Linked DNA regions of Homo sapiens: regions 2, 3, 4, 5 and 6 are each linked to region 1. The links are chromatin loops, found by intact Hi-C in ENCODE. Cell type or tissue: PC-9. All regions are shown on one strand.

The links. Hi-C counts contacts between places; a loop is a spot of excess contacts. Peaks named below come from ENCODE experiments on the same cell type or tissue, not always from the same donor. Only the 100,000 strongest peaks of a DNase experiment are listed, where the experiment ranks them.
Region 2: a loop joins it to region 1, with 3 times the contacts of the local background. A loop is called at or near these places in 2 of 110 quality-filtered maps.
Region 3: it touches region 1 in a loop (8-fold over the local background); 4 of 110 quality-filtered maps call a loop at or near these places.
Region 4: it touches region 1 in a loop (4-fold over the local background); 7 of 110 quality-filtered maps call a loop at or near these places.
Region 5: it touches region 1 in a loop (12-fold over the local background); 3 of 110 quality-filtered maps call a loop at or near these places.
Region 6: it touches region 1 in a loop (7-fold over the local background); 3 of 110 quality-filtered maps call a loop at or near these places.

Annotation. Positions count from the first base shown.
Region 1 is chr7:47,472,400-47,477,399 of GRCh38, forward strand. All of the region lies in intron 4 of TNS3 (tensin 3), which reads right to left. Among named protein-coding and RNA genes, the nearest start is that of SNORD151, 10 kb to the left of the region's middle. RefSeq lists an enhancer at 2,768-3,311 and a silencer at 3,186-3,245. In PC-9, CTCF peaks have their summits at 3,092 (motif pointing right) and 3,291; DNase peaks (open chromatin) are centred at 1,603, 2,902 and 3,632; H3K4me3 peaks cover 1,269 bases; H3K27ac peaks cover 3,691 bases.
Region 2 is chr7:48,082,326-48,087,325 of GRCh38, forward strand. No RefSeq gene overlaps it. Among named protein-coding and RNA genes, the nearest start is that of UPP1, 4.4 kb to the right of the region's middle. In PC-9, no CTCF peak of the experiment used is centred here; DNase peaks (open chromatin) are centred at 246, 1,046, 2,746 and 4,576; H3K4me3 peaks cover 256 bases; H3K27ac peaks cover 5,000 bases.
Region 3 is chr7:47,599,516-47,604,515 of GRCh38, forward strand. No RefSeq gene overlaps it. Among named protein-coding and RNA genes, the nearest start is that of TNS3, 20 kb to the left of the region's middle. RefSeq lists an enhancer at 1,546-1,635. In PC-9, no CTCF peak of the experiment used is centred here; DNase peaks (open chromatin) are centred at 1,466, 2,076 and 2,966; H3K4me3 peaks cover 2,876 bases; H3K27ac peaks cover 5,000 bases.
Region 4 is chr7:47,531,960-47,536,959 of GRCh38, forward strand. The region is part of intron 1 of TNS3 (tensin 3); the gene reads right to left. Among named protein-coding and RNA genes, the nearest start is that of TNS3, 48 kb to the right of the region's middle. RefSeq lists an enhancer at 4,816-5,000. In PC-9, a CTCF peak has its summit at 2,886; DNase peaks (open chromatin) are centred at 2,582 and 3,532; H3K27ac peaks cover 2,734 bases.
Region 5 is chr7:47,264,437-47,269,436 of GRCh38, forward strand. No RefSeq gene overlaps it. Among named protein-coding and RNA genes, the nearest start is that of SNORD151, 200 kb to the right of the region's middle. In PC-9, CTCF peaks have their summits at 1,976 (motif pointing right) and 2,191; a DNase peak (open chromatin) is centred at 2,085.
Region 6 is chr7:47,783,900-47,788,899 of GRCh38, forward strand. The region is part of intron 56 of PKD1L1 (polycystin 1 like 1, transient receptor potential channel interacting); the gene reads right to left. Among named protein-coding and RNA genes, the nearest start is that of PKD1L1-AS1, 8.9 kb to the right of the region's middle. RefSeq lists a silencer at 2,812-3,106. In PC-9, CTCF peaks have their summits at 2,411 and 2,612; DNase peaks (open chromatin) are centred at 252, 1,742 and 2,902; H3K4me3 peaks cover 2,805 bases; H3K27ac peaks cover 5,000 bases.

The DNA.
Region 1 (5,000 bases):
CTAGGTGTCAGTGTCACTGGGAAAGGAGCCCATTGGCTTGCCCTCCTTCACTGGTACTCACTGTGTGTGCCCATCAAGAGAAAGGCACGTGCACAGGGATATAGGGAGAAACTTTCAAAGGGGTGAAATGCACAGAAAACTGAGAGCAGTCCAGGACTGTGGCCCTAAACTTGCTCCCTGGCAGCTCCCTACACACAGGCCTTATGGTTGATTCGCTTAAGCCACTCTCTAGGGACTAGAGGCGTCTAGACCAGAAGGCGCAGGTGAGCCATGGGAACAGGAAGTCCCAGCCCACATCTCAGCACATCTTCAGCCTGTCCTACTCCCTCCCACAGAGTAAATCCCGGACACTCCTGCTGGTCTGCACTTGCTCCAAAGCAACAGAGAACCAGCCTGCACTACATCCACACCCTCCCAGGGCTGAGGCCATGGGCAATGATGAGGCAGGACCCTGAGCCGTTGTTGTTCAGGACGCAGCAGCTGGGAGATGGGGGTGAGGGTCATCCCCAACAACGAAGCACCCTCCAGAGGGGCGCTGGGTGAGAAACAGACGGACTTACAGTGCTGGCCCCACCCCTTCCTCACCTTCTGCTGAGCGACCTCACGCGCATCCAGCCCTCCCAATCTGAGTGTGATCGCCCACGCAGCCCTCCTCCCACCCGACTGCTCAGCATCCACACCCATCGTCCTCCACCGTGCCCTGCCAATGCCCGAATGCTGTATGCACAGGCTAACTAAACACCACTCTGTGATGACTGAGTGTCAAGGTAAGATCTGGGGAATGCAGTATCGGTTTGTACTTTTATTTTTGGGTCTCACCTGACTTTTGCCAAAGCCACAGATGTTGAGTTTGGCTCTTCTGACCAAATGGAACACCTGGATGCTGATCTAACAGGATCCTTGAAACTCTTCTCTCTGCTTCCTGGAGATCAGAGAGATTAAGGAGCAAGAACATTTGCGTATATCCATTGACCTAATAGAACTCAATTTCACTGTGACTCTGGTCAAATATGTTTGCATGAAGACTCCTGATGAGACACACAGAATCTGGAAGGGGCAGCGGTGAATCCAGAAACCATGAGCACGCACACATACACGTGTAGGTGATCTTCAGCCGAGACTCTGCTGTGGTGTATAGACCCGTGTCTGTGTTTCTGAAGTTTACTGAGGGGTGGAAACAATCTATAAGCAGGAAATAACCACTGTCCAGTCAAATACCTGGACTTATGGGCCGTGAGGACAAGAAATGCATACCCAGAGACTTGTGGGAAGCCTTCTGTGACAACATGCATGCAGAAACCACTGCAGGCTGGGGCCGGCAGAACAGACCCACATAGGTCACCTGGATCCACTGTCCCAGATCACTGGATGCTCAGCTCACTAAGCCCCACACCCAGTAATTTACAGGTGGAAAGTGTGGGTGTTTTGTTGGAAATTTGCTTAATTTTTCAGTAAAATAAAATGGAGACCATTAAAGTGATTTCATTTATCTGAAGCTCCTCATCATCCATTTGGTCAGCATTCTTTCTGAAAGAATCAAATAGCTTCATGAGACTCCATCACGGTCACTGGGGCAGAGGCAGGGATGGCAGCACGTGACCTGCAAGACTTCCTGACAGTCACATCTGTCCTGTCCTTGTGTTGGTTGGTCTTGTTGCTCTGGTCACTTCCTCTGTCTGGCTTTCTGAGTTCAAGTAAAACATACTGAGCAAGTCTCAACACACACACACACACACACACACACACAACACACATAAAAAAACCTCACACACAACACCTCACACAACACACAAAACAGCACACAAAAAACACCTCACACACAACACACACAAAACACCTCACAAACAATACACATCACATACACAAAACACTTCACACACAACACACACACATAAACACACACAGCACACACACCTCACATAACCCACACAACACACACAAAACACCTCACAACACACACAAAACACTTCACACACAACACAACACATACACAAAATAAGCAACACATACACAAAACACAACACAAACAACACACACTACACATACAACACACACTGCAACACACACACAACACCTCACACAATACACACAACACAGACATGTACACACACACAACACAGGCATGTACACACACAACACACTTCAGCACAACACACACAGCACAACACACACACCTCACAACACACACAAGACACACCTCACACACAAAACACCTCACACACAACACTTCACACACAACACACACCACAACACACACAAAAAACACCTCACACACACAAAACACCTCACACATAATACACACAACACACACAGCACAGACATGTACACACACAACACACCTCAGCACAACACACAACACACAAAGCACAACACACACACCTCACACACAACACACAAAGCACAACACACACACCTCACACACAACACACACGACAGACACACCTCACACACAAAACACCTCACACACAACACTTCACACACAACACACACACCGCAACACACACAAAAAAAAACACCTCACACACACAGGTAACACCTCACACAATACAACACATGCAACACACACAAAACACTACACACACTGCAACGCACTCAAAGCACCTCACACGCAACACACAACACACACACCTCACACAACAGACAACAGACAACTCACACACAAAAACACACCTCACGTACAACACACACACTGCATCACACAACACACAAACACAACATACACACACAAAACACCTCACACACACCACAGACCACAGACACACGCATCTTGCACACAGAGCTGTGCAAAGGTGGAGTGTGAGCTCCAGCCTCAGGCTGAAATGTGAGCCCTGCAGTCACCTTGGAGGGAACTAGCCCACTGGCCTCGGGTGAGGTGAACCAAGAGAAGCACCGCCCTGATGACTCAGCCACTATTCTTACCCAACCCCTCTTCCAGGGCCACAGACCACAGTGGCCAAGGCCAAGCAAGAACAATCACAGCGTGAGTGCAGGCAGCTGGTGCGGGCTCGGGACCTGCCCGGAGCTGGATCAGGCACTGCCCTGAACCCTCCCACACCAGAGGCCGCCACCAGAAGGCGGAGACACCGGCCTCCTTCAAGGACAGTGGCCCCTCTGTAAACAGGCGGCACTTCCCCGGGGGGGGGGCCAGGCCCTCCCTGGACTCAGGCTGGCTGTGGGCTGCCCAGGAGGCCGGGCGGGGAAGTGGGTCCCATACATGGCCTCGGGGTGTCCTAGTGAAGGCTGCCCTGCACCTGAGGGCATCAAGATTTGCTGGTATGAATCAATCGCTTGCAGAGTGTATGAAGGTAAACACAGGATGGAAAAAAACAAGGACACTCTGCCCTTGAACTTCAATCAAAAGCTGTGGGGCCACCATTCGGACCACTGTTAGGCCGCAGCATCATGAAAAGATCCTGCAAACCTGCAACTACCAAGGACAGACTCGCATGCGCCCTTGTTCTGACCGTGGTGCCTCCAAGTCTGCAAATGCGGGATCACAGGAATCATCTACTGTGTCTGTCATCGGTGCCCTCACCCTCAGGAAGCAGGGGACACGCTCTGGAACTCATCAGACTGGTTCTCTCCATCAGGAGAACCAGATCAACAATGAATGGCACACAGCAAAGGCTGTGGGCACCAGAAGAACCGCACTGCCAACTCACCTTCACAGGACAACCAACCAGGCTCTTCCCCACACATCACGTGTCTTCCCTGTGTCACACTAGCACTGAGGATCTAAGCATGTTATTTCATTCGATCCTGGCAGTGACCCCAAGAAGAGCTGGTGGCGTCCTCATTTTACAGAAGAGGAAAGTGGAGCCCAGAAAAGTGAAAGAACTCCATTCAGGGCCACACAGCTCACCAGTGTCATACCCCGGATGGGACTCAACCCAACTCTAGTCCATGCTCACACCTACCACTACATTCTGTGCCTGTGTGCGCATGTGAGCACTGCGTGTACACATACACGTAGACTTACAGAGCAGCTGGACCACAGGCTGTGACTCCCCTGTAAGGAGCCCGGCCACCTCTCCCAGCCTTAGGGACAGTAGTTACCTGAACAATGGTGAAGCATTCTCTCTATGACCCAGAAGACCACAGCCCATAGAACGGTAATGTAAGCAGAAAGACACCAATTGTCCCTTTATAGTTCTAAAAGCCAGAGGTCCCAATGAGGCTATGCTGCAATAGCTTGCCTCTGACATCCCTCCAAAATCATCATTCTGCTCGACTCATGGAGACGTGGTGCATGCCCCTGATGCCTTAGTCTACACCCTCCATAATTTCCCACGTCGCACATTTTCTCTGCTGATTCTTGTTTCTTCCCACCTTCCAGAAAGGCACATGCCAATCATTGTGGTTTCCTTTTCACACTGGCTCCCAGGAAGCTCCAACCCTGTGTCCATGTAACATATGCCAAGTTGACATTCACAAAGGGAGGTTTGCCTCCCAGCTCCTTTCTCAACAATACTATGTGCCGATTTTGAGTCCATGAATTAATCTAACCTCACATCCCACTTTTGTAAGCTGCTGCAGTAAACAGAAGATTCTGCTACCAGGAATATGAAAACGAACATCACAGGTAAATAGCCACGGGTTCAATGCGCCACAATCACGGAAAAGGTTCCTTCTCCATTGTGTCTTAAATGCCCCGGGGAGCCACAAAGGCACCCTATGCCTGCAGACAAAGAACCCTCACACAGTATGTCATTAAGATGACAGACACCCTTACAGTCCTGTCCTGGGATGTCGGTAAGTATGGCTGGCAAGGCTCATCACTGCCTTCTTTCTGCCCTACCAGGGAATTAGGCCCAGGGGTTTCAAAACAATCATGCCCTCAGCCAGCACAACTCCAGGAATTTTGACAGACCCGGCAGCTCACCTCGATAAAACATGCTGGGATGAAGCTATTCTAGAACCTCTCCAAAGGGGTCATGCCCCTCAGGTTAGCTGCAGAGCAGAGGAGGGCCTGGGGGTGGGTACAAGTGCCAGGTAAACTC
Region 2 (5,000 bases), 610 kb after region 1:
TTATGCTTGTTCTCTCCCCTACCAGGTACACCTAAATACTGCCTCTTTTTTAAAAAAATTAAAAATCTGCAATCCTTTTAATCCTAGGAGCTATACTAGTTTAGAAGTTTAAAATAAAGATGTAATGAGGAATTTGGTGTCCTAACACCATGAGTCATAGTGATACAATAGCAATATCACCTTTACTATGAAGAATACCTGAGACCAAGCCTAGGTAAAGGAAATTGCAGGCCTGTATTGAACATGCAAGTTTCAGGCTATGGTTTAATTAGTGAGTCAATTTTCTGTCTCCAGTACATTGGCACACCCAAACCTTAAAGATATGTCACACTCATTACCTAGCTGGAAATCAAGACAACTGTAGGACAAAACTAAGCTGACAGTCACTAGAAAAGTGATGATGTCTGATCACCAGTGACACCTCATTTTCCAGACCACATTCTCCTACCTAGGGGTACAAATGGGATAGAGTGAGACGAGGGAGCAAATAGCTTTACCTGGCATGTGAGATAGCAAGCATAAGGAAACAATGATAGATTAAAACTATACTCTTACCAGCCATTGTGAAAGCAAGGCAGCAGACTTCATTTTTCTAACGAGGTGGCTCCAAGAATGCCTCATCCTAGCTCTCTGCGTGTTTTCTAAACATAAGCAGCAGAATAACAAACAGAACAATGAACCAGAAAAGCCTTCTTTTTTTTTAAATTTTATTACTATGATACTTTAAGTTTTAGGGTACATGTGCACAACATGCAGGCTTGTTACATTTGTATACATGGGGCACTGAGTAGTTCTATATGATGAGTGAGAGTTGGTGGGAAGAATCTCGCTTTTTGTATTTTGGCAAGAATTTGCTAATTTGAATACATTTTTCCCTGACCTCAACCATCCTGCAGAACCATATTATTCCCCTGCGTAGACGAGGAGGCTGGCTCAGATGGTTTTTGGTAACTTGCCCAGTCATCAGCTAGGGTGCGGCATGGCCAATGACCCCTGTGTCAAATCTCATGAGGAAAATATCTCCATGGGTCATATGGCATGCTGAGTCCAGTTCAGAAATGAACCCTTATTATTCCTGGGTGGAATTTGTGAAGAATTTCAGTCTGAGATAGTGGTTTAGAGCAAAACCAGTCAGGTAGAAGGCTTCTTGGAAAACTGGAGAGCAAATGGAGCTGTGTGGCAGCAAGGCATGAGACAAGGGTGTTTCCTAGATTAGATGGTTCCAGAGGCCCTGAATGAGAAATACCACATCCTGCCAGCACCACCTCTCCTAAAGGTGAAGACTGAGAGGGCAAGAACCAGTCAGCCATTGGCATCCGTTGGGTAGCTGGCTGTGACTCCTAAGTGTTTTGTATAAATATCTCATGGCCTGTATCTTTTCTGTAAACATGGATATGCCTGTGAAGCCTCTGGGCAGCTGGAATCCTGTGGGAATCCTCCACTTCCTTGGAGGCTAGCCATTGACTGTGAGGACTAAGCTCTGACGTTTTTTTTTATCTTGCCAATTCTTATCTAAGGGGTCTGGGGAGTCATGCCCTATAAACAATGAATTCTCATGAGATGGGTTTTATTTAACCCTATATATCGTGACTTACTTTCCAACCTGACTCTGGCATAACATTACGAGACAGGGAAGAAAATAAAAATATTTTATCCCAAAACATGTTTCTTTGCCATATCTTGAAATGGCCCTGCAAAGCTGTCCTTTGTGGGGGAAATTTGCATCTGTAAAAAATCTCTATTAACATAGCTAGAGCTTTTTCTTCCAGGCTCTCCCAATTTTAAAGAGATTAACTGGCCGGGCACGGTGGCTCACGCCTGCAATCCCAGCACTTTGGGAGGCCGAGGCAGGTGGATCACAAGGTCAGGAGATCGAGACCATCCTGGCTAACATGGTGAAACCCTGTCCCTACTGAAAATACAAAAATTAGCTGGGTGTGGTGGCGGGCGCCTGTAGTCCCAGCTACTCGGGAGGCTGAGGCAGGAGAATGGCATGAACCTGGGAGGCGGAGCTTTCAGTGAGCCGAGATCGCGCCACTGCACTCCAGCCTGGGTGAGAGTGTGAGACTCCATCTCAAAAAAAAAAAAAAAAAAAAGAGATTAACTAAGTGTCTAGCACCTTTTATTAAAGATCTGAATAGGAAACATTTGTCATCTATTGTCTCTAAGGGCAGCCACTATAAGACTTCAAATACCCTGGGTCTCCACAATCTTTTATCTTAACCTGGACATTTCCTTTCTATCAATCCAGGTCTTTAGACAAACTCAACCAATTGTAAACCAGAAAATGTCTAAATTTACCTATAGCCTTGAACCCTGCCCCCTACCCCGCTTTGAGTTGTCCTGCCTTTCTGGACCAAACCAATGTATTTCTTAAATGTATTTGATTGCTGTCTCATGCATTCCTAAAACATATAAAACCAAGCTGCACCCTGACCGCCTTGGGCACGTGTCCTCAGAACCTCCTGAGGGCCGTTTGCTGTGTCACGGGCCATGGTCATTCACATTTGGCTTAGGATAAATCTCTTCAAATATTTTACAGAGTTTGACTCTCTTTGTTGACTACTAGGACCAGCAACCTGGGAAAGTGATGGCTCATCAGACTGGACTCAGCTGCCAGGGGAGTGGGCCTGCCACTGTGAGCCTATCTGAGCTGGGGGTGGGTCAGGGGACTGAGTAGCTCTATATGATGAGTGAGAGTTGGCGGGAAGAATCTCACTTTTTGTATTTTGGCAAGAATTTGAAATCTCAGGGGTCTGAGTCATGCTGTAGTCTCACCACAGGCCTCAGGGGAGTCAACTTCTGACCTGGAGGCCTGGTCTGGGTTTGTGGTGTCTGAGTCATAGTTCGTGTGATAAAAGTACGTGCTCTGGTGTGGAAAGCAGGCAGAGGCTTTTTCACTCCATTCTGTCTCACTGACAATGAAAATGCTAGCTGTGACCCACCACATGGGTTTCATGACCCACGAATGGACCAGGCAGCTGTTTAGAAAACACTGCGGCTCAATTTCTGCCCTCTCTGAGGGGTGTTCTAGAAATCTGTATGGCTGCTGGATTGGAAAGAAAAGAGCAATTGCATGAGGAATTGGGAAGTGAGGACAAACAGAGAAGAAGCCTCAGCTACTATCTCTAAAATATTATCTGAGAAAGAAAACAAACAAACAAACAACAAACACATTTCTTTTCCTGAGGAAGGTGAGCCTTTAAATTATCAGGCCCAGAGAACATTTAGAACAGAACAGCAGTCATGGCTCACTTCCCCTTCAGCTAAGTGGTTACCTCTTGAAGCCACTTGCTATGTGGCTGTAGAATAACTGAGGCCAATTAGCCATAAGATGCCATCCACCCTATAGTTCAACACTGTGTGGGCAATCACTAACCAATGTTATTTCTGTAAACCAATGAGGATTCCTGACAACTCTGCAATCGCCCCATCTCCTGAGTTGTTCTTTTTTCTTTAAAAACTTGAGCCTCCTTTTTGTTCTTGGAGCACTCCCCATGGCAACTTAGAAGTGTGTCCTGGGCTACAGTCCTCAACCTGGGCACAAATAAACTCTCTATGTTAATTTTGTCTCATCTTTCTTTTAGGTAGACACATTAGCTTTGGGAGAATTTCAAAGAGTTTGAAGTTACTTAGATTTGGGAAACCTGAAGGGCAGTGGTGTGTCACTATCTGGTGTGGCCTGGCCTTCAGCCTCTCAGCCCCTTCCCTCCCCACCTCTCAGAGCTCAGGGCCAACTGCATCTCTGAAAGAGCCCAAAGACCTTGTTGAGGAGCAGGGGGATCCTGGCTGAGCCTGCAAGCCCTGGGTCTCTTCCAGACTTTCCTGCCTCTAGCAGCTGCTGCTCTAGGTGGCCATTGGTGGGCTGCATTTGCTCTCTGCTTGCAAACATTGATGACACAGGTATTTTGGGTGTGGTTTAGTAGTGGCCCGACACAATTTTGTTTCCAGTTTGTCACACTGACAAGGTTTTAACCTGACAAATGTTAAACACAAATTATAGGAGGCCATTGTTTTAGACTAAGCTCTTGCACTAGGCCCCAAAAGACAAGACTAAAAATAAAAATAAAGTCACCCATGCTAACGTTTCAGGTCACCAAACTTACTGGAAAGGCGTCCTGATCCTGAGCCCTAGAGAAAGTTCTTGGATCTCCTACAAGAAAGAATTTGGGGTGAGTCCACAGAGAACAGTAAAAGGAAGTTTATTAAGAAAGGAAGGGAATAAAAGAGTGGCTACTCCATAGGCAGAGCATCCCCAAGGGCTGCTGGTGGGTATTTTTTATGATTACTCTTGAATATGTGCTAAGCAAGGGGTGGATTATTCCTGAGTTTTCCAAGAAAGGGGTGAGTTATTTGGTTATTCCCCCTTCCCTTTTACAAGGGAACCCTTAATCCTAAGGGTTGTAGAGTCAGGAAATATGTCAGCAGGAGTCGACTCAGAGACTCTTCATCTTGAATAGGAGCTGGGTAAAATGAGGCTGAGATCTGCTGGAGTGCATTCCCAGGAGGTTAGGCATCCTTAGTCACAGGATGAAATAGAAGGTTGGCAGGTGGTATCACAAGATACAGGTTACAAAGACCTTGCTGATGAAACAGGATGCAGTAAAGAAGCCAGCCAAAACTGGCCAAAACCTGCCAAAAACCAGCAAGGTGAGGAAAACTACCTCTGGTCTTCCTCATTGCTCATTATTCGCTAATTACAATGCATTCTCATGCTAAACGACACTCCTACCAGCACCATGACAGTTTATAAATACCATGGCAACATTTAGAAGTTACCCTATATGTTCTAAAAGGAAGAATTCCTAGAAAACTCATGAATAATCCACCCTTATTTAGTATATGATCAAGAAATAACCATAAAAATAGCCAACCAGCAGCCCTAGAGGCTGCCCTGCCCATGGAATTGCCATTCTTTTATTCCTTTACTTTCTCAATAAGCTTGCTTCTTTCACTTTACTCTGTGGACTCACCCTGGCCCCGAATTCTTTCTTGCACAA
Region 3 (5,000 bases), 130 kb after region 1:
GAAAGTGGCTACCTCAGTCTTTTATAATAGAGAAAGGGAAGCCTAGGAAAGAGAGACAAGATACAGGTATTCCCAGGGTGCATCTGTGAATTGCTAAGGATATGGCAAGAACAGCTATCTCTCTTCTAAAGTTTATCCGCTCCCATACAAGGTTTAATTTCTTTCACCAGGATGAAACAGCTTGGGGTACAATGTTGTTGTTAGTATATTTTACTTCTTGTCTCTGTAATCTTTGGCACTCAATTCTTTCCTTGTTATAATACACATGTTTAACTCATGCATTCTTAACCTTATAAAACTTGTTTTTTTCTCTCATGCCTAGAAACCCTCAAACTCCAAACCGTCAGGCAACCGGAGCCTCAAACGATGGCTCCCCTTTGCTAGGAACCCTTAGATAGACCTCTGGGAGGAGTCTGACTGCCGTTTTCCCCAAAACAACGCCCCTGTCAACAGGAAACAGCTAAGACCGGTCATCGTCCATATTCTAGTGGCAGTTAGATGTACCTCTTTAAAGGGGGGATATGATAAGGGAGTGCTGGGAAGGGAAGAGCGTGGTCCCTTTAAATGATACAGAAGCAGAGAGGGGAAGAGCTGGGTAGAAGAAGGCGGGTTCCTGGCTAGGGCTTCACCCCCAAGGACCTAGGTGAGGACAGGCACTTCTGCTTTCACGTCCAAATGTTGCAATTTCCAAGACCACCCTGGCCCACCACCACCTGGCCCCATCCTGGGCCTATAAAAACTGAGACCTTAACAAGGCAGAGACACACAAGCGACTGGACATTGTGAGGAACACATAGGTGGAAGAAGACACAAGCGGCTGATCGTCGAGAGCACGCAGGCAGAAGAGCACATTGACAGGCACCGGCATGCCCGCAGGCCATCAACTGGTGTAATGACATGGAGTTTGGCTGGGGCAGTCTGAGGAGAGCCTGGGCTGCCGAGCTGCCCAACTCCAGGGGAAAACAATTTCCCTCTGGCTCCCCTGTCTGCTGAGAGCTACTTCCACTCAATAAAACCTTGCACTCATTCTGCAAGCCCATGTGTGATCTGATTCTTCTAGTACACCAAGGCAAGAAACCCAGGGATACAGAAAGCCCTCTGTCCTTGAGACAAGGTAGACGGTCTAATTGAGCTGACTAACACAAGCTGCCTATGGATGGCAAACTAAAAGATCACCCTGTAACACACGCCCACTGGGGCTTCAGAAGTTGTAAACATTCACCCCTAGACACTGCCATGGCATCAGAGCCCCACAACCTGCCTGTCTGTATGCTCCCCTAGAGGTGTGAGCAGGGGGGCACCAAAGAAGTGAGCCACATCCCCATCACATGCCCTGTGAAGAGGACAAGGGAACTTTTCCCGTTTCAACTGCATTACAGCAACATAATGAGATACTGTCTCTTTAAAAAAGTCTGAAAACCACTAATCTACGGTTCTATTGGCGTGATTCACAGCTGAGAAAACTGGGGCTGCAGGACAGGGTGCTGAGCCAAGACGGGCACTGAGTTCTTTCTCCGGGTCAGAGCAAGCTCCTTCCTCCTCCACCAGTGTCTTTTCTCCTGACTTGTTTTCTGACCATTCACCCTGGGTTCAGCTTGGAGCAGGGCCTGTGTATTTACTGCTGAGGCCACATTAACTCTTAGCAATGATTAAATTTTGACATCTCAAAACCACACTTCCGAATGTCCCCTTCAGAGGGATGCAATGATAACTCCTGCAGACCTTCAGCAAAGGGATATTACTTTTGTGCCCCCTTGGTCCCAGTGTAAAAGTGTTGACTGAAATTAAAAAGGGGAAGTGGTTGTAATTCACCAGGGCCTTTCCTCTTAAGTGGGTCTTGACTTTAATTTCCACCCTCAAGGTGAAGGGCAGAAGGTTTCTCTGCAATTTCACATTAGTTTAACAAATGGTTTAATGAGCACTAAAATCAGTGCTACCCTATGTTGCCCAACCCCAGGAAGAGTGATTCACATTGAATAGAATGTGGATGCTGCCTGTCCCTGGGATGGTGGGGTTCACAGCTTTGCCTAAGAAATCTGTTCAGTGTGTACATTAACACAATGCACGGGGGGAAGGTGATTCACACCAATTCATGGGGGAAGGTGATTCACACCAATGCATTGGGGAAGACATCAACCAGGGGAGGAGACGGCCACATAAGGAAAGAAGCATATTGTGATATGGAAGGTAAAACAGAGGTGCAGGGTGGCCTGGAGGAGGAAATGACTGACACTGAGAGGGGTTTAGGGATGTCCTCATGGAGATGGTGACATCTGAGCTGCATTTTGAGACCTCTGCCGAAATCAGTCATGTCACACTGTGTGATTCAGAGCCACCTGTGTGATTCAGAAGCAGCTGGTGAAAAACACCGTGAAGCTTCCCACTATGGAGAGACCCTCTGACGACAAACTCAGGCCCAACTGATGGCAGATCCTGCTCAGCACACATTTGACAAAGCAAAGTTCACCTTGTTAGAAGTTGACACCCCCCACCTGCTCCTGTGCAGAGGTCCTGCATTCTTACACCCTGGCCAGAAGAGGTGTCAGAGTGGGGCATGGACTCTGTAAGCTGCAAAAGAAGCTGCCTGGGAGGAGTCAGGCTGGAGGTCAGCTTCTACTTTAAATTCTCTATGGGACACTGGTAAAACTACAGCCAGGATTCAATTCCAAGAAGGTTATCAGAGAGACAATCCAAGGTTTAGGTGCAAAGATGTTCAGGGCAGCATTGTTTATAATTATGAGAAATATAACAATCAGAAAACATTTCCTGAGGACACTATGGTCAGGGAGCAGTTTCTGTGTTTTAAAGGAATAGCCTGCTGTGGTTTTGAATAGTTGTGTCCCCTCTAAAACTCATGTTGAAACGTAATCCCCAATGCAACAGTGTTAAGAGGTGTGGCCTAATTAGGAGGTGATTGAGTCATGAAGGCTCTGACAACCTGATGGGATTAGATGCCCTTAGGAAAAGCCCTGGTGGAGGGAGTAAGTTCCCTGGTTGGCCCCTTTGGTTCCTCCCACCTTGTAAGGACACCATGTTCCTCCCCTTGGTCGTATGCAGCAATAAGACACCATTTTGGAAGAGCAGACCAGGCTGTCCCCAGGCACTGAACCTGCTGCGACCTTAATCTTGGACTTTTCAGCCTCTAGAACTGTTGATAAAATACATTTCTGCTCTTTATAAATTATTCAGTCTCTGGTTTCTTGTTATAGCAGCACAAACAGTCAAAGACATAGCCTATTGAGACAGGAATTATAATTGTTCCCATTTCCCAGGCAGCAAAACAGGAACTCTAAGAGGGCAGGTTTGAACTCAACCTGCATGGGATTGGCAAGGTGAAAATGATGGCTTCAGGCCGGGAGCAGTGGCTCACGCCTGTAATCACAACAATTTGGGAGGCCAAGGTGGGCGGATCACCTGAGGTTAGGAATTCGAGACTAGCCTGGCCAACATGGTGAAACCCCTTCTCTACTAAAAAAAAAAAAAAAAAAAAATACAAAGATTAGCCGGGCATGGTAGTGCACACCTGTAGTCCCAGCTACTCAGGAGGCTGAGACAGGAGAATCTCTTGAACCCTGGAGGGGGAGGTTGCAGTGAGCAGAGATCGTGCCACTGCACTCCAGCTTGGGCGACAGAGCGATAATCTGTCTCAGGAAAAAATAAATAAAATAAAATGATGGCTTCAAAAAATTTTCTTAGAAGATTTTGCTCAAACAATCTAAAGTTATGCAGAAAAGACATGCTTACATAGATAAAAACATGCTTAGAAGGAACCTTGGGCAGTGGGCATGGTGGCTCACACCTGTAATCCCAGCATTTTGGGAGGCCGAGGCAGGCAGATCACAAGGTCAGGAGATTGAGACCATCCTGGCCAACATGGTGAAACCCCATCTCTACTAAAAATACAAAAATTAGCCAGGCGTGGTGGTGTGCACCTGCGGGAGGCTGAGGCAGGAGAATCACTTGAACCCAGGAGGCAGAGGTTGCAGTGAGCCAGTGAGAGGTGAAGCCAGCTGGATTTCCTGGGTTGAGTGGGGACTTGGACAACTTTTCTGTCCAGCTAAAGTATTGTAAACACACCAATCAGCCCTCAGTGTCTAGCTAAAGGATTGTAAACACACCAATCGGCACTCTGTAAAAATGCACCAATCAGCGCTCTGTGTCTAGCTAAAGGATTGTACACGCACCAATCACAGCTCTGTAAAATGGACTAACCAGTGCTCTGTAAAATGGACCCATCAGTGCTCCGTAAAATGGACCAATCAGCAGGACGTGGGTGGGGCCAAATAAGGGAATAAAAGCTGGCCACCAGAGCCAGCAGCAGCAACCTGCTCAGGTCCCCTTCCAGGCTGTAGAAGCTTTGTTCTTTTGCTCTTCACAATAAATCTTGCTGCTGTTCATTCTTTGGGTCCACACTACCTTTATGAGCTGTAACACTCACCATGAGGGTCTGTGGCTTCATTCCTGAAGTCAGTGAGACCACGAACCCACCAAGAGGAACAAACAACTCTGGACACGCCACCGTTAAGAGTTGTAACACTCACTGCGAAGGTCCGTGGCTTCACTTCTGAGGTCAGTGAGACCACGAACCCACCAGAAGGAAGAAACTCCGGACACATCTGAACATCTGAAGGAACAAACTTCGGACACATCTTTAAGAGCTGTAACACTCACTGCAAGGGTCTGCAGCTTCATTCTTGAAGTCATAGAGACCAAGAACCCACCAGAAAGAATAAATTCTGGACACATGGAGATCGTGCCATTGCACTCCAGCCTGGAGGCAGAGGGAGACTCTGTCTCGAAAAAAAAAAAAAGGAACCTTGCAAGAAGTAAACATGTTAATGGTGACAACCAGGATTGTCCCTTGGGGGTAGGATTACTGGCAATTGTTAAGGCACCTTAGACTTTTCCTTCATTTTCTAGTTTCCCACTGTGGGGTTACATTACTTTCATGATGTGAAAAACCCATGCTACTTGCCAATGACTTAAATTATATATTCGAC
Region 4 (5,000 bases), 60 kb after region 1:
GCTGGGGAAAAGCAGGAGCTCCCTGAGTGCAGGCAGCTGCAGCCACCCTCCCAGGCACAGCACCCAGGCATCTCTGCGGCCTGCACCCTCGGGCGCATGGGAAGCCCCCCCCCGCCCACCATCCCTGCTGGCTCAGGAGTGTCTATTCTGGCTGCCTGGCCTGTCTCCTCTCCCGGCCCCCCACCTCTCATCTCAGAGCGGGATTGGGGACAAGTACCAGGGCCTTGAATGGCAGCGGTAGGCAAAGTCCTGGGCAGAAGGGGGTGGGTCCTCAGTAAGGCCCCACCTTCAGGCCAGGGAGGGCCTGTAGGCTGGGGACGGGCTGCCAGTCCCACAGACTGGAGTGGGGACTCATGGTGCCTCTTCCAGCCAGCCCATGGCCGCCCATGGACCAATCAGCAGGCACTTCCTCCCCTCCAAGGGCTTTTCCATGTTCAGCCAGAGCAAGAGAGAGGACAGAGAGAATGGAGAGACCACAAGAGACCAGCTGCACAGAGGAGCTACCCTCTCTGCCGAGAGCTTCAGAGACCTGCAGAGATGTTGGGACTTCCAGCTGCAGAGAGGAACTACCCTCTCCAGGGCCTCCTCTCTGCTGAGAGCAGCAGAGGTCGGGATGACCTGCCTACAGAGAGGACACTGTGGGTCTCCTCTGAGCTGTTTAACACTTAATAAAGCTTATCTTCATCTTCTTCACCCTTCCCCGTCTGCCTATCTCATTCTTCCTGGACACAGGACAAGAACTCAGGCAAAGGTGCCACTGGCCACAGAGGTTTCCAGCCAGAAATTGGACACCCCAAAGATCCCATAAGACTATTATAAGGCTCTCATAGTATTCATGAAGTGGATATAATATCACTTGAAGGTAGCCTGTGATGTTACAGAGGTATAGTATAAACCCTAGAGCAACCACTAAAATCATGAATTATAGGTAATAAGCAAACAAGAGAGATAAAATGAAATAATAAAAATTATTCAATTAATCTAAATGGCAAAAGGAAGTAAAACAAAGGCAGAACAAACAATAGGTAGGAGAAATAGAAAACAAGTAGCAGTATGACAGATTCAAACCTTGCCATATTAATAATCATATTTATGTAAATAGTCTAAGTATCTCAATTATAAGTCAACAAAAGTTGTCAGATTTTATATATATATATATATATATTTTTTTTTTTTTTTTTTTTTTTTTTTGAGACAGAGTCTCGCTCTGTCGCCCACACTGGAGTACAGTGGCGCAATCTTGGCTCACTGCAACTTCTGCCTCCCAAGTTCAAGCAATTCTCTGCCTCAGCCTCCCAAGTAGCTGGGATTACAGGCACCCGCCACCATGCCTGGCTAATTTTTGTATTTTTAGTAGAGACAGGGTTTCACCATGTTGGTCAGGCTGGTCTCGAACTCCTGACCTCGTGATCCATCCGCCTTGGCCTCCCAAAGCGCTGGGATTACAGGTGTGAGCCACCGCACCTGGCCTTTTTTTTTTTTTAAAAGACAAAGGCTAGAAAAAAGAGGTACCTTGCTGATGTTAATCAAAGGGAAGTTGGAGTGGCTATATCAGACAAAGTAGGCTACAGATCAAAGAACATTACCAAGGATATAGAAAGTCCTCTCATAATAATAAAAGGATTGATTCATCAAGAACACCTAACAGTCCTAAACATTTAATCACTGATATGGCTTGACTGTGTCCCCGCCCAAATCTCATCTTGAATTCCCATGTGTTGTGAGAGGGACCCAGTGGGAGGTAACTGAATCATGGCGGCAGGTCTTTCCTGTGCTGTTCTCATGATAATGAATAATTATCATGAGATCTGATGGTTTTATAAGGGGGAGTTCCTCTGCACAAGCTCTCTCTCTTTGCCTGCTGCCATGTGAGATGTGCCTTTCACCTTTCGAAATGATTGTGAGGCCTCCCCAGCACGTGGAACTGTGAGTCCATTAAATCCTTTTTCCTGTATAAATTGCCCAGTCTTGGGTATGTCTTCATCAGCAGCATGAAAATGGACTAATACAATCACCTAATAAAGAACTTCATGGCCAAGCGCGGTGGCTCATGCCTGTAATCCCAGCATTTTGGGACGCCGAGGCGGGTTGATCACCTGAGCTCAGGAGTTCAAGACCAGCCTGGCCAACATGGTGAAACCCCGTCTCTACTAAAAATATAAAAATTAGCTGGGCGTGGTGGCGGGCACCCGTAATCCCAGCTACTCAGGAGGCTGAGGGAGGAGAATCCCTTGAACCCAGGAGTCAGAGGCTGCAGTAGGCCGAGATCATGGCACGGCACTCCAGCCTGGGTTGACAGAGTGAGACTCCATCTCAAAAAAAAGAAAAAATAAATAAAGTAGGGGAAAGAGTCCTGAACCAAGCAGAAGCCTTCACATAAGTTCTGATACCTACACTACAAGCTCTGTGGCCCAGGACAAGTCACAACCTCTCTTAAATAGAAAAGATATCCTCCCCCTCCTGTCTCTTAACAGCTATTGTAAATGACCAAACGCTGTATCATCTGTCAGTTCATAGGAATCACTGGGGCAGTTTTTAAAACAGCTGACCCAGGCTCCACCCCAGACCAATTAAATCAGATTACCTGGAGGTTGAATCAGAACACTGGAATGTTGTCAAACCCCCCACCCCAGCTCCATCCCGTGATTCTAATTTGCGGCCAAGACAGAACCACCACTGTATATAACCGACTATACTGTAAGTATCTATATACATTTAAGGTACTGTTATTATGTAGTTGTTCCTATGTCGGTATCTGGTTTTTTCAAAGAGATTGCATCCTTTCTGATAACACAGGTTGTGTGTTCAGTGCTCTGCAAAAGAAGGATAATGATGCTGCTAATTATGCAGTTGGTAACACTAGCTAAGTGCTTCTGTGTCATTACCGTAATCACCACTAGTCTACAAACCGTGATGGTGAGATGCAAAACCGAGATGCAGCACCACACAGCCAATGGATGAGGCATATGAGACTCAGGCCTCATATGCCTCAAGCCCCAGTCTCACGCTCAGACAAGAGTAGCATTCAAACACCTAACAAACACATCTCTCTATTGCAATGCAGCAGCTGGTACGTACTTTTCACTCGTATTGCAGTTATTTGTTTATATGCCTTCTCTCCTGTGCTATATTGCAATTTCCTAGATGCAGGACACCAGGCTCTTTCCCCTTTGTCCTCTTAGGGCCCTGCCCAGCGCCTGGCAGACAGTGGACCATGGACCCTCAATTAATATTTGTTGACCAAATGAATTAGCCACAGTCTGTGGGCCAAGGAAAGATACTGTGACCTTTCATTCCTCACAAATACCTTTATTCCAACCAGGGAGAAAGAGGCACTGTTTTCCTGCAGCTTTCTTGCCCACTGGTCCACAGCTAGAAAACTTAAAGAGGGAAACAGCATAAGCACTGTTGCGAGGGCTCAGCCATTTGAATTGCTGGATCTCTGAGGAGTTCATTTAGGATAGTGTAATAACATCTGCTCACGCTTCATCTGTACATAACATCTCTATTGTGAAATGAGACCAGACGGGATTAGACTGCCCTTGTTTTCACCTGATACTGTGCTTTCATTTCTCCCAAAGGGGGAGAGGAGGCAGCAATGCTGAAGCATTTAGCAGGCTCAGTTCAGGAATCTAAATTGCACTTAATTGTTAGGAACAAAATGTTGGAAGGGTAGAGAGCAGGCTGCTGGTTCCACAAGGACTCCCTGAGGGGGACACAGTAATTAGTGCTGGTCTTGATTGTGAGGTCTCTTTTGAGAAAGAAAAATCTCTGCAAAATTGAACAGGGAGGTGCTCCACATGAATGCTCCACTCTGCCGAAATGCAAAACCGCAGGGATCTCTCGGATAGGTTCTCCCGGCTAAAGGTCGCCCTGGCAAAATGGTTACACACGCAAAAGTGCAAAGCTGCATCAGCACAATCCCAGCTATGTTTTCCTTTCAGGAAATATTCAGCTCCACCATAGTAAGAGGATTTAGGTAGGCATTCAGGCACCTGGGAAACCTTCAGAGGCATTCTGGAGAGGCAGACACTGATCAAAAACACATTCCCAGCCCAACTTTACTCTGATGTTAAACAGCCAGGAACACTTCCGGGCCTCGGGGATATTTCCCAGCCCACAGGGGGCCGGTATCTGGGGCAAGAGGGACACCCTCCACATCCAACACATATTGTTCCCACACTTCCAGGCAGCAGCGTTTGACCACTAAACTTTAAAAGGGAACGCAGTACACCTCAAGTTAACCAGCTGAAATTTTGACAGTTTTTCACCCCACAGAACCTTACAAAAGCTTCAGAAAAACAAATGCAATAACTTAGGGAAAGGGAGGCTGAACCTAGCGGGGAGCCAACCAGCACCGCTCTGTTTAATTCAGCAATAACTTAGGGAAAGGGAGGCTGAACCTAGCGGGGAGCCAACCAGCACCGCTCTGTTTAATTCAAACACCGTGAAAGGCCGTCCTGTGGACCACAGAGCACCGCTGGAACCCATGCGGTCCCCAGGGAACCTGTAAGGATTCCTACATCCCAGCGCATCCCCCACTTCATTGCAGAGCTAAAATGCCCTTTACCTTTGCAAGAAACACGCGAGGGATAGCAGGTCTGCGCAATGGCCAGTATCCCAATTCCATTGCAGGGAAATGAACCCAAGAAGCCTTTTCAAGAGGCAGTTGAGTTAGAAAGAGCTAAGCCTGAACCCTCTTCCACGCTTACCAGAAGACGCCCCCACTAGGCAAAGCTCCACTGGCCCTCTCGCTCCTTGTCCTGCGCGTGCACACACAAGGGTACACACGCACCCACGAGGACTCAGGCACGGACCAGCGTACACATGCCTGCACACACAGACGCGCGCTCACAAGCACACACGCGTGGACGTGCAGACGGGGTGCACACACACTGACATACGCGCACTGACAAGGGCACACGCATACACATGAGCACAAGCGGGTACACACCAGCACAGCGTCCACGGGCACCAGTGCACACCCGGCGCAGCCCACG
Region 5 (5,000 bases), 210 kb before region 1:
TCTATCAAGGCTGCAGTGCAGGCCTGAGCCCCACCTAATCATTTGGCAAGCTCCAAGTCTCTGCCACGTTCTCATCAGTCCCCTCTTCTGTGATCAAGGTCTATTGCTCCCCAGTTCCCAGACGATGACTGAATGATGACCAAAAATACTCTGGTCTTCTCCCTGACTGGCTTGGAGCAGCAACGCCCATCTACGAGTCCCCTTTGCATTCCTATCTGCTGGGTTACATTTCTTATCTAAGGTAAAGTTGGGAAGCTAAACCCAGATCTTTTGGAGAACCAGCCACTTCACTCAGAGGCCCCCATTATGCCTGGGAGGTTTGTCTGTCCCCAAATTCTCCTCCTATCTCTCAGTTCTCCTACCCCTACCACTCAGTTCTTTTTTTGCATACTTTGCTGCTAAGGCTGCCAAGTGATACCATGTCACAGATGAAGGGATTGAGGTGGTGCCATCATATAGGCTCATCCACTACAGGGTGCTTATAGTTCTTGAAATTGGCACCAGCCAGAAGAGTGTTTGATGGATAAAGTTTATTTTCTTTTTGCTTTTATTATTATTATTATTATTATTATTATTTTGAGACAGAGTCTTGCTCTGCTTCCCAGGCTTAAGTCCATGGTGCGACCTCAGCTCACTGCAACCTCCACCTCCTGGGTTCAAGCGATTCTCCTGCCTCAGCCTCCCAAGTAGCTGGGATTACAGGCACTTGCCACCACTCTGGCTGATTTTTTTGTGTGTGTGTATTTTTAATAGAGATGGGGTTTCACCACGTTGGCCAGGCTGGTCTCAAACTCCAGACCTCAGGTGATACCCCAGCCTCGGCCTCCCAAAGTGCTGGGATTACAATCGTGAGCCACCGCGCCTAGCCAATGAAGTTTATTTTCACGTTGATTCCCAAGTCTAGGTCTCGAAAATGACATGTCTCAAGACCATAGCCACTTTGGCACTGTAAGGCCATTGTTCCCCCAGCAATCTGTGTGCAGAGATCTAAGGATGATGGCCCATACACTGAGGCCTCTTGAGTTTGTCTTTAGTCTCCTTTTAGATTCTTTTATAATAGCTTTATTGAGACATAATGCACATACTGTGCAATTCACATATTTGAAGTGTACGATTCAATGGTTTTTAGTATATCCACCATCACTGCAATCAATTTTAGAAGATTTTCATCACCTCATAAAGGAAATTTCTTTTGTTTTATCTCCTGGTATTTCTTTATAGTTATAGACAGATGGTAAAGATGGCTGAAATGTGGGTGGGGAGCACAAAGGGGGGTGAGGAAGTTGCATAGTAGGAAAGGGAGAAGGGTCTGCACTGTCCTGCCTGAAGGAACTTACCATAGTGATGATGTGAGCTGTTATGTGCACTGAGACGGGAGACCCCCAGACCAATGCATCAGTCACGTGAAGATGGGGGCAGCCTCGGCCCCAGCAGTACGAGGAGTTCACCTTGACCCTTTGAAAAGCTTACCAACCCCTGTCCTGTGTGATCACTATTACAGAGGATAAACTAGTCATATGGGAAATGGGTCTCAATGTTTCACAGTTTGAGATGCTGAACATCCACAAATCCTGTCAAATGACTTCATGGGGATTACAGAAAATCCTATTCAATAATTTTTAAAGGTAACTCTATCTAGATATTATTTAGTGAAGATTCCTTGCCAGGCAACATCTGAATCACTTAATGTGTACTAACTCATCTGATTCTCACCACAATCTTGGCATGTAAGCCTGATTGCTTTTCCCATTTGACAAATGGGAGAAGCTAAATAACTTGTCATTGTACTAGAGTGTATACAAGGCAGAGCCAAGATTTGAAGCCAGGCAACGTGGCTCCAGCATCCACATTTCTAACCACTAAATTTTCCATTTCACTAGCTTTCCATTTTGAACCTAGCCACTAACATATGCAGCCCTCATCTTTGCAAATAAAGTTTTAAAATACGGCCTTCTGTAGTAAGTGACGCTGCCCACCAGGGGGCAGGACTGCCCCACAATGCTCTCAGTCACTCCCTTCATTCACTACAGTCCCTGGCCCACTGAGGTTGTAAATTGAGCTCAAACCTTTCTGTGAAAATGCAGGGCAAAGGGCAGAAAGAGGGAACCACTCAGGGGAAATGGCTCACTGGGGACGTGTGTGCACAGAAGTCCTCTCCGTGCCATAGCAGAGGACACAGGCTCTGGAATCCCGTGGGCCAAGTTTTCGCAACATTCTGTGCTAGTTGGCTGGATGCCTCTATACAAAGAAATTAAAGCAAAGAGAAAAGCAGGGGGTAAAGGGGACCATAGAAGAAAAAATTCTTCATATTTTTCTTTGCCTGTCTCCCGACCATAGCCAAATCACTAAACTTTTCTGACCCTGACCTTCATGATCTGTAAAATGGGGATGGGCCAGCTGCTATGTGACCCCTGGAGAAGAAACGTCCCGTCAGCAGGGCCCCTCCTGTCAGGGAGAACCTCAGCCGCCTTCAACAGCTCATTTCCAGGCAGCTAAGGTCACCTCACTCTTCTTGAGCCCTTCAGTGTGGAGCTGCCATTGCAGCTCTAACAAGTTAATCATAAGCCACCCCTCATGGCGCCAGGGCGAGGCTGTTTATAGACTTATCAACTCATGACACACAGGGTGGTTCACGTGACTTAAGCTTTGAGTCCTATATCTTGGCCCAGATGGCAGGAAGGATGCTTTGACCCATGACCACTCTGGTTTGTTCCTGGGTTGGACATTCCTTGGGCTTTCTTCAGTAGAGGGAAGCTTGAATACATAAACCATAGCTAACATGGGAAGTGCAGACATTGCGTTCTGCAAGCAGTAGGCACTCAACCAATGTCTGCTGTGCTGTCCTAATCGGCTGAATGTGGCACAGGAATCCAGGAGAGTCGATACGGCCTGGGAAACCATGCAGAATCTCCCCAAGGAGGAGGCACTTCTCCATATTCATTCTACTCTGACCCAAGCACGTGGCAGGGCTTGCTCTGTTCTTTGCAAAAGAGACAGTTTGATTGACATTTTCCTCACCTCCATCTTTCCTGCTCTAAACCACAAGCCAGACAGACAGAAAGACAGCTCCATTACTTCAGTGCTGAGCCAGTCTCCGCAAGGAGACAGCCTTACGTTGACCAGGCAGTGGGCTGGCGGGTGAGTGACGAGTGACAGGTGTCAAGTGTGAACCTGCCTAGGTGCTCCTGAAGCCTGACCCTGGCCTTCTTACACATCCGTCTGGAGGACATTCCCAGTGAAAACTGAATGCCTGCAACTTCATCAGCCTTTAGGGGAAAAAAATGAAGCCACGTTAACTTATAAAATAATAATAAACTTGGAAGTTAGACATAGAGGAAAGTACACAAATAATAAGGAAAAAGCTCCATTAATTTTCACAGTGAATACACCCAAATGAAAAAAAAAAAAAAAAAAAAAAAACAGAACAGCATCAGTGCCTCAAAAGCCCCTCTAATATTCCCTCCCAAACAGCACTGTCTCTTTCCTCCCCAAGAACTGCCATCCTGCCCTCTACTGCCACAGGTTAGTTTTGTCTGATTGTGATATCCATATAAATGAAATTTGATAATAAGTACTCTATGACAGGTCTGGCTTTTTTGGCCTGTGGTTATGTCTAAGTTTCATCCGTGTTGTTGAGTGTAGCCACTGATAACACCTAGACCACCAGGTCTCAACTCAGTCCTTTTAAAGTGGGCCCCAGGTATCTCAGGGCCTCCTCAAGAGGTGCCTTACATGTACTTAAGAATAGGTCTGCCTGAGGCACCATGCAACACCAAAAGATCACAGTGCTTCTAGTACTATGGGCTGAGTCAATCAGGCTGCAGAAGGCAGGGAGAGATGCTGAAACTCACTGCTCCAACCCAACCCAAGCCACATCTGTTACTGATTTGAGACCTTTCCTCATTTCTAGTGTAAGCATTTAGTGCTATAAATTTCCCTCTCAGCACTACATTAGCTGCATCCCATGGATTGTGATATGTTTTATTTTCTACAGAATTCATTCTGTTCTATGTTTTAAAAAAATTATTTTTGAGACTTCTTTGATGGGTTATTTAGAAGAGTGTTGTTTAATTTCTAAGTAATGAGAAATTGTTAATCTTATTATTATTAAATTTAACTTTTATTCCATTATGATCAGAGAACATGCTCTGGATGATATCCATTTTTTAAAATTTGTTGAGATTTTTTTCGTGGCTGAGAACATGACCTATCTTGGTGAGTATTCCATGAGTGCTTAAAAAATGCATAATTCTACTATTCTGTGGAGCATTCTACATACCAATTAGATTCTGTTGGTTGCTTGTGTTGTTCAGTTCTTCTGCATCCTTTCTGACTTGTTGTCTAGTCATTTGTCTTAGTCTGTTTGGGCTGCTATAACAAGAATATTATAGAATTATAAAATGCAAACATTTTTTCTCACAGTTGTGGCGGGTGAGAAGGCCAAGATCAAGATGTCAGCAGATTTAGTGTCTGGTGAGGGCCCATTCCTCATAGATGGCTCCTTCTAGCTGTGTCTTCACATAGTGGAAGAGGCAAACAAGTTCCCTTGGGCCTCTTTTATAAGGCCACTAATCCCAGTCATAAAGTCTCTGCCCTCATGACCCAATTACCTCCCAAAGGCCCTATCTTTCAATGCCATCGCATTGAGTATTAGGTTTCAACACATAAACTTTAAAGAGACACAAACATTCCAACCATGGCATTCCAACTCTGGCCCCCCCAAATTAATATCCTCCTCACATGCAAAATACATTCATTTCATTTCAATTTCTCCAAAAGTCTTAACTTGTTCCAGCATCAACTACAAAGTCTAAAGTCCAGAGTCTCATCTATAAATATTATCCAAATCAGATAAGGGTGAGACTCCAAGGTATATTTTATCCTGAGGCACATTGCTGTCCACCTGTGAACTGTGAAACAAACAAGTTATGTGCTTCCAAAATGCAATGATGGAACAGGCATAGGATAGACCTTCCCATTCTGAAGGGAAGAGATAGGAA
Region 6 (5,000 bases), 310 kb after region 1:
TAGAAACCTCAAAAAGAAGCCAGCCGACAGTGTATTTTAGTCCTTGAGAATTCAACTTTCTTGAACCCTGCTAGGAGACAATTTGGCCCAAGTAAATAAATTATGTGTTCACAGTCATACAGAAGCCCTGGTTTATATCCTTAGTGCCTCGAGTGCCATTCTAGCACACATCTAAATAAAAGGGATTAACAATAATATTTCAACTTCATTGGAGCTATGTCTGCCAGGAAGGAATGAATCAGCAGCCACAAAAACATTCCTGCTTGTGAAGTCATCCCGGGAAGACTTAGTATAATCCATGAAAGCAGAGAGAATTCATTTCAGAAGGCTGTCTGCTTCAACATTTCTCTTTAGGTTTTAAGTTATTCCCACTTCCAATATATTAAGTATTTGTAAGCCATATCTAGTTCTTTTAAATTTAATTAGCTTTTCTTGTGATGTCCATCATGGGAAAAATTCCAAGACATACTTAGAAACATAGAAAAGCTTAGAAAAAATAAGAACCATTAAAACAAATCATATCTCACAACTATGACCCTATCATTTTGTCATCTCTTTACTTGAGTAATACAATAGCTTCTTTTTTTTTTGAGACGGAGTTTCACTCTTGTTGCCCAAGCTAGAGTGCAATGGTGCTATCTCGGCTCACTGCAACCTCCATCTCCCAGGCTCAAGCAATTCTCCTGCCTCAGCCTCCCAAGTAGCTGGGATTACAGGCGCCCACCATTATGCCCGCTAATTTTTTGTATTTTTAGTAGAAACGGGGTTTCACCATGTTGGCCAGGCTGGTCTCGAACTCCTTACCTCAGGTGATCCGCCCATCTCAGCCTCCCAAAGTGCTGGGATTACAGACATGAGCCACTGCGCCCAACCCACAATAGCTTCTTTTTAAAAGCGTTTCACTTGGAAATAATTTTAAACTTAATAAGAAAGTTACAAGAGTAATTCAGAAGTACTCAGCTACCCTTTCCAGAGCCACCTATTAGCATTTTCCCATGCTTGCTTTATTAGTTGCCCTTTTCTATCCATATACATCACCCACCACTTCTTTTTGCTCAATAACCAGTTCACTAAATATTTACTGAGTGCTGGTCTCTGTGGAAGCCACAGTGGTGGAGAGAAAGTCATGAGAACTCAGCTAGCAAGGGCAGAACCAGGATGTGAGAGCAGGTGAGAATGATCATTTTTAGTTAAGTCTAGGAATATACTGGTCCTTAACATGCTGAATGAAGTCTGGGAACTATGGGGTGCATTCTTCCTGAGCATACCTCATTTGAACTTGATGTTTGCATCCTTACCGACCCCTCTCGGCTTCACATGAAGAAACACATCATAACATAGGTCCAAGTGGATACAAAAGTTGCTCAGGTTTTTGTCCATAATTTTGAGATTTGTACTTTCCAAGTTCCAGGAATATAATGTTTTCTGAGTGGACATAGTTCACTTTCAAGTCAATGTTGTTCATCTTTGGATCCCCAGCCTCTAGAATTGTGCCTGGCACAAAAATACTTGAGGAATGCATGAAACGTGAAAGTGTTAATAGTCTCTATTAAAGCTATAGACAGCACTTACAGCATGCAGACACGAACTCCTTTAACTCCTTTACCTCTCTCAGTGGTCTCATGGGAGAGGCTCTACTACTGTCCTCCTTTTACAGAGTAGGATGTAAAGACACCAAGAAGTTAAGTCGCTTTCCTACAGTCACCCAGCCAGTAGTTAAAACTGAATCACTCCACAGTTGCTCAACCCTCAGACCTGCCTGACCTCCATGTTTATCAGCAGGAGTTGGGGCATCTCTAGGGCATCATACTTTCTGCATGTTCAGGCCGAGTTGATATTTCTTTCTTTTTTTTTTTTTTTGAGACAGAGTCTCACTCTGTCGCCCAGGCTGGAGTGCAGTGGTGCAATCTCGGCTCACTGCAACCTCTGCCTCCCGGGTTCAAGCAATTCTCCTGCCTCAGCCTCCTGAGTAGCTGGGATTATAGGCGCCCATCACCACAGCCGGCTAATTTTTGTATTTTTAGGAGGCACGGGGTTTCACTACGTTGACCAAGCTGGTCTCGAACTCCTTACCTCAAGTGATCCACCTGCCTCGGCCTCCCAAAGTTCTGGAATTACAGGTGTGAGGCACCATGCCTGGCCAATATTTCATTTTAAAAAGCCCCTTCTAGCCTGTTTCTTCCTCAAGGATTCAAACTTAGTGTTCAGATACATTGCATCATCTGTTAGAAAATACCAAAGTCAATGAAGATTCAGTAAGTTTACAGAACCTAACTATAACTACAAAAACTTCTAGATTTGAGGGAACTCAGTAAATTTCTTTGACAGTCACCTGTGACGGGGGCTACGTAAACGCATTGGGAAAAGCTAAGTATTCTAAATCTTCTCATTATTTTACAAACTGGCAAGTTAAAGGAAGAAGCTGAGAGAAAATTCACCCTCTTGATGGCTTCCTGCTCCTAAGTAACACTGACCAGCAGAGTTCAGAGCACAAACCTTGCTGAAAAGAGTGGCTGTGGACTGTGGCACGCCAGTCTTCACAGATTGTGTTGGGGACCCCAAATGTGAAAGGGAATGCAGATTTTCCACAGTTATAAAAACCATCTCACCTTCCTCCTGGCAGGTAGGTGCTAAGGAATTACACTGAAAAAAATAAAGGCAAAAATCCTCTAGGAGAGACTCTGTGCCCTGAGGTCAGGCGCTCCCCTCTGGATGTTCCTGCCTTACGCAATGGTATTCACAAAAGCAAATCAAGAGGAAAATATGTGGAGGAAAAACCCTTCTGACATCTCTAAATTGCATCCACTGACTAGTGGCCTAGCCAGCTCCTGCAAAGTGGTGAGTCATCGCAGTAGAGAAGAGGCCCGAGCAAGGAGCAGGGCAAGAGCTCGGAGGTCCTTCTGCCCAATCAGCAGCAGCCCCCGGCTGGGAGGTCTCTTCGGGGTCCAAGGCTACATAGCTGAGAGGCCACAGAGTGCCAAGAACCGTTAAGGGGGCCGAGCTGGCAAGGGGGAGAAGGTGGGGGCTGGCAACTCACCGCATTTTGTTGCCATGAGTCACTTTAAAAATACAAAGAACAATATGATTTGTAGGTGGTTATTGATAGCTCCAGGCATCCAATCCTTCTAGTTTATAAAGATACAAATCTTAATTATTAATGGTTAAGATGAAGAAACAAATAAATGCCTTGAAGTTAGGAAATTCAAACGAATTGTTTCCTCAGATCCCCTCACACAAAAAAGGGTCTGTTCTGTAAAGTCCAGCTTGCTTGGCCTATTCCAAGACCAATGACATTCCTGGTTCTTTCCCAGGGAGGCCAGCTAAACTCATGTTGCAGAAACTTGAGTTCTGCAGGCAGAAACCCACCTGGGAGCCAGGTGAGAGAGACCCACCCTTGGCAGCATTAACTTTTTGCCAAACATACTTTTGATAAATACCTCATAAAGTGATAGTCCAGAAAGCGTTGTGTTTTCCTGTGGAATGAAACCAAAGTTATGATTGCATTGTTGCTGAAAACGTCCCACTCATACACAAGAAAAGTAAGTCATAAGGGCAAAGACAGCACCTACAAGCCTCCACCATCATTTGAGGGAAATTCTTTTCTCAGCCATAGGAAATTAGTATAGATTACTATGTGTTGTAACTGTATAAGGACTCACAATAGTGTGTGTTGTGTATATAAAGGACTGCTCAACCATATTATAAATTTAAAGTTCTTGCTAGTTATATGAGCTATAAAATATATAAACAAATTAAGCGGGTTTAAAGGAAAGAGATGAGCCATACGCCTTTAAAATGCTGTGGTGGGACTTTGTTTTCATTTGCTTTTTGAGACAGGTTTTCACTCTGTTTCCCAGGCTGGAGTGCAGTGGCATAATCATGGCTCACTGCAGCCTTGACCTCCTGAGCTCAAGTGATCCTCCCACCTCAGCCTTCCAAGTAGCTGGGACTAGAGGTGTGTGCCACCACACCTGGCTAATTTTGTATTTTTTGTACAGACAAGATCTCATCATGTTGCCCAGACTGGTCGCGAACTCCTGGGCTCAAGTGATCCTCTAGCCTCGGACTCCTAAAGTGCTTGTATTGTAGGCGGGAGCCACTGTGTCCGGCCTGTTGTAGGACTTTTGAACTGACAATCTTTTTGTCCTTAACCTTAGTAGTAAAGGCTCTGATGTTGTATTATTAAATATAATACTGACATTTAACTTGAGCTATATTCCTATTTTTTTTAAAAATATCGATTTCATTTTTATTAAGAATATGTTTTAATACTTAGGAATGAATGTTGAATTTTATCAAATGCAGCCATGGAAAAAATAAAATGATAGCTTCCTCCCTGTTTGGTGAAGGTTATTAATATATTCTTTTTTTATTTATTATTTCATTTATTTTTATTTTATTCATATATTTTTATTTTATTTATTCTATTGCCCAGGCTGGAAATGCAGTGGTGCGATCTCTGCTCACTGCAACCTCCACCTTCCAGGTTCAAGAGATTCTCGTGCCTCAGCCTCCTGAGTAGTGGGGATTACAGGTGTGCACCATGCCGGGTTAATTTTTGTTGGCCAGGCTGGTCTCAAACTCCTGGCCTCAAGTGATCCACCTGCCTTGGCCTCCCAAAGTGCTGGGATTACAGGTGTGAGCCACCACACCCAGCCCAGTTATATATATATATATATTTTTTTTTTTTAATTTTAATTTTAATTTTTTTTTTGAGATGGAGTTTCTTTCTGTTGCCTAGGCTGGAGTGCAGTGGTGCAATCTCGGCTCACAGCAATCTCCGCCTCCCAGGTTCAAGCCATTCTCCTGCCTCAGCCTTCCAAGTAGCTGGGAATACAGGTGCCCGCCACCACACCCGGCTAATTTGTTTTGTATTTTTAGTAGAGATGGGTTTTCACCGTGTGAGCCAGGATGGTCTCGATCTCCTGACCTCATGATCCGCCCACCTTGGCCTCCCGAAGTGCTGGGATTTCAGGTGTAAGCCACCGTGCTTGGCCTAT